2 separate regions of the Homo sapiens genome follow, and region 1 is linked to region 2. Evidence: chromatin loops called from intact Hi-C (ENCODE). Cell type or tissue: Caco-2. All regions are shown on one strand. Links, peaks and the distances in the headings refer to the core of each region. The heading gives the core; the rest is flanking DNA. Region 1 overlaps LOC124902439 (a long non-coding RNA gene). Region 2 overlaps LOC124902439 (a long non-coding RNA gene).

What was found. Peaks named below come from ENCODE experiments on the same cell type or tissue, not always from the same donor. Only the 100,000 strongest peaks of a DNase experiment are listed, where the experiment ranks them.
Region 1: a loop joins it to region 2, with 10 times the contacts of the local background. A loop is called at or near these places in 3 of 110 quality-filtered maps.

The regions. Positions count from the first base shown.
Region 1 is chr10:64,089,826-64,094,228 of GRCh38, forward strand. All of the region lies in intron 3 of LOC124902439 (a long non-coding RNA gene), which reads left to right. Among named protein-coding and RNA genes, the nearest start is that of REEP3, 570 kb to the left of the region's middle. RefSeq lists a silencer at 1,063-1,357. In Caco-2, for the core only: a CTCF peak has its summit at 2,258; a DNase peak (open chromatin) is centred at 2,286.
Region 2 is chr10:64,373,763-64,378,165 of GRCh38, forward strand. The region is part of intron 4 of LOC124902439 (a long non-coding RNA gene); the gene reads left to right. Among named protein-coding and RNA genes, the nearest start is that of LINC02671, 550 kb to the right of the region's middle. In Caco-2, for the core only: no CTCF peak of the experiment used is centred there; no DNase peak of the experiment used is centred there.

The sequences.
Region 1 (4,403 bases), core at 221-4,220, 280 kb before region 2:
GCTCAGTCTGGCTTCCTGGCCAGGGGATACGGGAGTCAAGGTCTTCAGCAACAGATCTTAGAACTGTTGCCAGAAGTGAAGTATGAACTTCCTCTCTCTGAAGAATATTGCCTGCCAGGGAGGTAAAAGTAATTACTTGTCCTTGCTAATTGAATTCTGAACTTTAAAGTAGAGGTTCTGACTTAGGTTAACATGACACGGGCCAATTTAAAATTTTAACTTAAAGGAAAAAAATGGCAATGAACCTTAGTACTTGGAATGTGGCAGATTGAGTTTCTCAGGGCTGGAGCCAATTTTCACAACTTCTGCAGGTGCTGGCCTCCTGCAGAAGTCTTCAGCATGCCCTGCTTGTAACCTTGGCTAATGCAAAAGAGTTACCTGACTGAAAAGCAGGAAATTATTTCAGTCAATTTCATTCCATAGGCTTTTTCTCCCTGAACTTCTCGTGCTTAGTTTAAAGTGGTTTTTATTTTTTTTATTTACTATCTTTGGATACCAATTTTAATAGGTAAAATCCATGGATTGCTTACTATTTGTTGGGGGCAGTTCTAAAAAAAGAAGTGTATAGGCACTATTTTCACCATTGAGCAGCTGAGTTATCTGAGGCACAGAGAGGTTAAGTAATTTGCCCAAAGCCACAGATAGGAAGGTGGCAGGGCCAGGATTTGGACTCACGCAATCTGGCTCTGGAGTGTTCATGTTGAGCCTCTCAGGGTATGCCCAGTTTGGAGATACCATGTGACCTCTCCTACCAAGGATGTGCAGTTTAAACCAGTTGGCCTGGGCCAGTCTGGACTCCAGTTTTTTGAAAGCTTAATGATGAGAGGCTGGAAAGTGCCTGGCCTGACTTTGGCAGGTAACCTCCTAGTCTGGGAATCACACGTCCTGCCCAGGATGTCCTTTAAGATATAACCCAGAAATAACCATCTTTGGGAAGGAATTGGTATCAGACTTATGTGTGATTGTCTCACAGGTATTTTAATCAACTTACTGTTGCTTTTGTCTCATATGTCTTGGTGGAGGTAGGAAGGCCCAGGGGAAGATTGGACTTCCTGCTAATTTAGAAACTGGAATTCCAGAATATTTTCTATGATTGATGTAAGGATGATGCTGTTTATTTCCCAAGCTAACAATAAGTAGACATGCTGGGCACATAAGTCTTTCTCTTATTGGAGTAATTTGGGCGTGGCAGAAGTAGACTGATACAGGTGGCATAGTCACCAAGTTGGAATTCACTGGCAATTGTAGGAATTGCTGTGACTTAGTTTGCATGAAACCTGCTGTCAGAGGGTTAAGAATCTTGGAGTGAAGAATACTTCTTGCAACAAGAGAGTTTCTCTGTGAAAATACTCTCTCTCTCTCTCTCTCTTTTTTTTTTTTCAGATGAAGTCTTGCTCTGTCGCCCAGACTAGATTGCAGTGATGTGTTCTCGGCTCACTGCAACCTCCGCTACCTGGGTTTAAGCGACTCTCCTGCCTCAGCTTCCAGAGTAGCTGGGACTACAGGTGAAAATACACTCTTCAGGAGGAATTATTTTTTGGTACTACCTTACCTTTTGATAACATTTAAAACATTATTATCATTATTATTTTAAAAAATGAACCTTGGTTGTAAAGCTCTGAGTGAGTGCTCGTTGTTGCCAGTTGAGGGAAGCATTTGGGAAAGCAAATAATTAATTTCTTGGGGCTTCTATTTCCTATCTGTAAAATGGTGGTAATAATATCCACCTCATGAATTATTGGAGTGTTCAACTGCAGTCTGATCTTCAACTGAAAAACATCTTTCTCCACAATTAGAATATTGCAACATTTTCATCCTAGACGGAAAGAAGCCTTTGTCATTTGATTTCATTTGCAACATCTCCATGCTCTTAGGTACTGTCTCTTTACCCAGACAATCCAAACTGGTTTAGTTAGACATAAAGATGTCTCTGAAGGCCATGGGACCATTAATGCAAAGGCTTAATTAAATGACAAGTTCAATTCCAACATTACTGATTTACTTGCTGTGGGAAAAGTGCCAAACCTAGAGTCAGTTTAATTGAACTTAAGTGATACCCCGTTTATTCACCACCTACCAAACGGCACTCTGTGTGTGTGTATGCATGCACACACACATGCACACACGTGCACATGCATGCATAAGTATACATACTGTAAAAATGATACAAATACAGCATATCAATACATACATAGATCAACTGAGAGCATAATTTTCGTGCATGCTTCTAGAACTTTATACCACTGTTTCCACCTCAAACTGTGGGTGGCAGCAGAGACTTGGGAAGTATCTTCTGTGCAACTCAGATGACTTTCCGGGGCTACTAATGGCAAGGAAATGATAGCACTAAGTGATGAGAAAGTTGGATCTTCATTTTTGAACTACAATTGACATTCCTTTATCATTTCCCATCTCATTCTTGTGGTCAAAGATGGTAAAAGATGCCTGTGATCTGGGACCCTCACTGACATGTTGTCTTTTAAACAGGCTTTTCATTATTTTAGGCCGATTACTTTCTCTCTTATTGGAGATTGCAGGCACTCCTAAGAAATCCTTTTTTTTGGCTGATGCTGCTGTCTTGCATACATCTGACCAGTGTGGCTTTCGGCTTCCTTTGGACCCCAAAGTGCTTCCTAAAGCTAATGGTGGACTATTATATTGAACTTGGCCTAACCCTTCAGTCTTTTGTGCACAGGTCTATCCTCCTGACACGGGCAATGGCCAAGGTTGTCCCAGCTCAGAGGATCAGTGAACTCCTGTGACTTTGTTTCCTCCTGAGAAGGACAGGCACACCAGCCTTTGACTTGGCCTCTAGTTCCTGGCTGAACGTGAAAGAGGCACACTGGATGTGAAAACCCACTTTCCCTCCTCTAAGTATTCCTCCTTGAGGCACAGGAGAGCAGGGGATGCCTTTGTGGATTCAGAAAAGATTGGCAAAAATGAAAAGTGGTGCCAACTACTGCTGATGGGGATGGGGGGAAGTATATACTCTCATACACTATGGGAAACATCTAATGATGTCAAAAATTATACAGACCCTTAACCCACTCCCAAGATATCATGCCACAAAAGGAAAATAACCAGATACTAAGAATACATGTTAAAAAAAGAAAAAGAAAGCAAACATCAATAAATAGGAAAACAGCTTTATAGACTATAGTTAATTCAATCTATGAAGTATCATTCAGGCATTAAAAAAGAATGAGCCGGGCCATATTGTTGTCTTAGAAGACATTTTGAAAGCTGTTATTAAATGACAATAGTAAGATGTAGAGAAACATGTAATAGTCACCTTTATAAAATAAATAGGCACAAAATCTATACATGTCTTATATTTAATACTTTCCCTCTATGTTTTAACTCTCTGCAAATCAAATTCATCTTACAAACAATGGTCTTATAATCACTGTCAGCATCAAAATCAAGTTCTTCTAGAGAGGATTTGTGTTTGCTTCTATGGGTCACCTGCAGAAGGTCTTACTAAACTGAGGCCACTTTAAATTAAATTCTATTGGTGAGGATTTCCTTTTTTGAGAATCTCTTTGGTTGTGTGAATTCATACCCCAAGTCTGTGTGATGATTAGCTTCTGATCAAATTCTCAGGAGAGAATTTGTTTTCTTCTTTCTCCCGTTGTCAAGGTAGAGGAACGAAATCTTCCTTGTTGTTCTTTATGAAGAGCTTACTTCCTGTTTAACCTGACTCTGAGATAGAGCTCTTTCCTTTCCTGCCTTTAAGTTAGGGGCTTCTATTAGACTCCTTTGTTTGGATAATTTCTCTTTCTCAGTGGCATATAACAAAATTGTGCATCTTGTAATTAATGATATTTATGTATTTGTGTCGTAGGACCATGATGAAAAGTGCAGAGGAGTACATATCTAGTTGTTAACATGAGATACCTGAATAGTGGTGGGGTGAAGGAGATGATAGAAAAAGGGAGGGACAAAGATTTAAAAAAACAGAAAGACTGAACAGAAGAGAAGAAGGGTTGTATACCACTTCATATATGCTCTGATCCTATTTATGTGAAATTGTTTCTCTCTGACTGTGTACATTTATAACAGAATTAGAATAAAAGGTAAATAATTTAGTCTGTATTGTAAGATTGCTTATGCTCTATTGTTTGGTGAAAAAAAGCAAGTCGTATATTAAAAGTATGAGACTATTTAGGGAAAATCCAATGACTAAATTCTTCTCTCTATATACATGCTTGAGTACATTTAGATGAATGAGTCTAAAGGTATGAAGTGACACATACCAACCTATTAATTCTATGCCATTTGGGACAAGGGGTGAGAGTTAGATGGAGTGGAGGTGGTTGCGGTGGTGCTGGGAGATGATTAGCTCTTTATAGAACTCTGCATGGTTTCACCTTGTAAACATGTACAGACTGCTTTCATAATTT
Region 2 (4,403 bases), core at 332-4,331:
ACAACTATTCACAAAAAGATACTAATATTTTTCACTTTTTAAAAAAGTAGAATTTGGCCAGGCACGGTGGCTCACGCCTGTAATCCCAGCACTTTGGGAGACCAAGGCAGGTGGATCATGAGGTCAGGAGTTCAAGACCAGCCTGACCAATATCGTGAAACCCCATCTCTACTAAAATTACAAAAATTAGCCGGGCGTGGTGGCATGCACCTGTTATCCCAGCTACTTAGGAGGCTGAGGCAAGAGAGTCGCTTGAACCCGTGAGGCAGAGGTTGCAGTGAGCTGAGATCACGACATTGCACTCCAGCCTTGGTGACAGAGGAAGACTCCATCTCAAAAAAAAATAGCGTTCTATTCTTGTTCAATGTGTACAATCTCACCTATCTCAGAGGATGTTAGTTCTAATTATTTTAAAATGTTTTTCTGTTCCCTGCTTCTTCTGTATCTTGGTCCTTCCTCCCATTCTCTCTCCCTCCCTCCCTTCCTTCTTTCTTTCCCTTCCTTTTTTACCTCCCTCCCTTTCTCCACATTATAAGGTAGCTGCTACATTCCAGGTGAAGATGCACACTTTTAGTTTTTGTACATTCATGTTTTAGTCATGCTTCTTCTCTCTATTGTATGACTCTCCATCTTTTTAATGTAATTGATAACCAGTTAAGTCCAATTTCCTCCATGATGCTCTTTTTATTGTTCCAGCTTAAGAGTGATTACTTTCTCCATTCTTCTGAACTCCTTACATCAACTTCAAGTCTTGGTTATTTTATGCATCTCTTCCCTGATAGGGTAGAGGTCCCTTGACTGTAAGGTTCAATTAATCTATATGTCATCACAGAGCACCTAGATTAAAAGCAGACATATGGTATTATTATCTACCTGACTATATTTTTATCTCTCCTCACATATTTCAGACTTGGGACTTTGTAATCTGAAAGTAAGTTATTATACCTATTCCTAGGGAAATGTACTTTAGTCATATTTGTTTATTTTTAGAATTTTATTGCCTTTGTAGCACACTTGAGTCTTTGAGACCCACTAATAGACTAAAAATGTTCTATGTTTAGCAATTTACTATTGCCTAAGCATTAATGCATTTTCTATGATCAGAAGATTTCCTTAGTCATAGTAAATGTAATTCAGTCTTTCTTTTGGGTAACTTTAACAATATATAATCTGAAAAGGACTCCTATTGGAACTTTTTTATGAGTTGTAAACTCCTAGGGATGAAGACTAATAAACTAGTGAGGTTTCTGTCAGAGGCAATACTAGTTTATCTGTATTCTTCTCTTTTATATGTTCTTTTCATTTCTTTCTGTCAAGAGTTCCTTTTCTAGAACACTGGAATTATTATTATGATATATTTTAATCCTATGCTTTTGCCTACCATTTCCATTAAGTCTCTTTAAATCTAGGTCTGTGGAGGGAAAAAAAAACATTTACTTGCTACATCTCAAGATTCTCCTGGGGTAATAACTTTGTCTGAAGTTTAGCAAGCCTATGAATTATTAGCCTTAAAAACCTACCTTATTTTATGGGGCTCTTGTTCTTTCTCTTTAGCTGACAACAGCCTTCAGTGGAACTCTTCAGGGTAATAAGTAATTACATTATTTCGGATTACTCTGCTGATTTGTTATTATTAATATCTACTGATGAGAGAACTTGAGCAGTAAGTGTTAGGAGACAGCCACAGACATGTCTACATGTCACAAAACACTGAATCATATCAATTGTAAGTAAAATCAAATAAAAACATATTTTAGTCCTTTTTCTTTCCTTGCGTACTTCTTCCGACCTCCTTTTGTCACATGTCTATCCAACACTTCACGGAAATTTGGCCACAGAGAAGTTTAGCATGTAACACTGCAACCTGATACCTGAATGTCTACAGACTTCATTTTAAATGTTGTCTCTAGAAGCTCTGACCTTCTTTACACATTCCTTTCCTCCTTTCCTCTGGTTTCTAATGGAAAAGAACAAAAGGTCCAAATTGTTTTAAAATTAATTTTATTGGATAATTTAAACAGCCCCTTCAGTAATACTGAAGTCGTCAAGGAAAAGGGCAAATTTCAATCTCCCAGATTTCTCAGGTTTCTACCCCGCTTCCTGGACATTCTCTAATAAAGTATGTGTATTTGTGTGTTTGTAGGAGAGGGGGCAGCATGAGGAGGTAAGAGTTTATACAAACTCATGATAAACAGGGAGAGTCGAGGTCTTCAGCCATAGTATTGTTGGCTCCTGTAGCCTCAAGGACAGTGTCTTTTGTCTGTTTGATGGCTACTTGCCTTGGTGGCTACATGCTTATCTGAGTTTATTAGTGATCTGGATTTTGTCCACTTGGACAGGACCTGATGTTCCTCCCTTGAGGAACATCTCTTCTTATTCCCCTCAGCACTATAGAACCCTGTGAGGTCCGATGTGACTTGTGTTTATTCCTATCTGGGTGATCTGCTCTACTTCCTTCACTAGGGAGGCATCTCTATGGAAACTCCCCAGTAATCGCTTTATTCCTTCAGAGCTCAGTCTATGCTGCCCAGAAACCAACAGTGACTGAGTGAACTAACTCCCAGGGCTGACCAACTATACATTAATGTCACCGTGGGGTAACAGTAGCCAGTCACAAACAGAAAGAGCTCCCTCTGCCCTCCCTCTTAGGTACCTCACATACCTCCTTTCTCTCTAAGGCAGAGGCTCCAACAGGGAAAGTAGGAGAAATAATTACTCACTCTTCTTTCTTCCAATTTTCTCTTCTTTTGCTTGCTTCTGTACTCTAGTGCTAGGAAAACCGTGGGCTTTTCTTTTGCTTATGCTACATCCTATCCTTATTCAAACATGGATCACTAGAAGGGGAATATCCTGTATGCTAGAAGTGCGCTTTATGATCTGAGTCATTCATGCTTATTTGCTGTTATGATAAATGGGGATGGTTGGTGGAAGGATAAAGAAATATAGAAAATTCTTTTTGTAGACAGTAAGTTTACATGCCAAAGTCTGAATATTATCTTGCTCTTTTACATTGCATTTTATTTGCAATAGAATCCAATCTTTCCAAAAGCAAATGATTGTCTCCAATGGTCTAGAAAAGGCAAAAGACAAAAATCACATTTAAACTTTCTAAATATTACTCCTCTAATGGAAGAAATAGGTTTGGGCATTGTATTCAGGTAGCTTAATGTCTACTCCTTATTTATACAAAATAGTTGCTTGATTTACTGAATATTTCACTTTTAAATTAGCTGTTTTTGTTAGCCCTACAGAATCTCCTTGTGATTCCTCCACTGTATACCATCTCCATTCTAAGCTTTTCCACATCTCACCAGAGACTAGTGGCATGGGAATACTATAATAGTAAGAACAGCCTCTGAATGTCATTTCAGATCTAATTTAATAGGATATGGATAATTTGTATGCCATGGTACATCCCCATGCCTGGAGCTAATCTGTATTGAGAGATGAATAATACAAATATCACTTGATTCTTATAATTTATGTAGTATAATATTGTCTTTTTTAAATCTAGAATAGTGGATGCACATAATAAATATTCAATAATACTTGTTGCCATTTTTACTTGATTTCTTACTTGATAATTACTTATCATTTCAAATTAAGACATAATTAAGTGCTGATTAGTTACTAGAGTTTCTAAATATTGATGAATTTTTCATTCTGTATTCTATATTACTTCCCTGAACTTGTTGGGAAGACCTCAGTAACAATGCTTTTTAAAAAGTGTTTTGATAGACCCAGTGATAGGAATACACTTATTAATTTCAGCCTTACTTAGAGATAATTCTTCAAAATTTTAGATTTTTATCTTTTTAAATCTTTGAAATATAGTAAAGAGAGGGCATAATTATTTCATCTTTCACTCTCTACTCAAAACCTCTTATTATTTGACTTCACAATTATTAGTCATCACTTTACACAAATACCTTCCTTAAAAGTTACCCATGACAACTTTATTAAGAAATTCAATTTTCTCTGTGTAGGATAGAGAAAATTTCTCTTTTCAGTCTCTACCCTTCATGCTCCTATTTAACGTGTTACAGTGTGGACCATTCTTTTTCCTGACTCTACTGTCTGAATTACCTAATACTATATAGTTTTTTTATGACTTTCTTTTGTGTTTTCTTTTTTTTTTTCCTTTGGTAAGTTTTATTTGCTTATTCACCTCACTCCTATCCTGCCCATTAATGATGAAGACATTCTTTTTTTTTTTTTTTTTTTTTTTTTTGAGATGGAGTCTCTCTCTGTTGCCCCGGCTGTAGTGCAGTGGCATGAGCTCGGCTCACTGCAACCTCTGCCTCCCGAGTTCACACCATTCTTCTGCCTCAGCCTCCTGAGTAGCTGGGATTACAGGCACCCACCACTGCACCTGGCTAATTTTTGTATTTTTAGTAGAGATG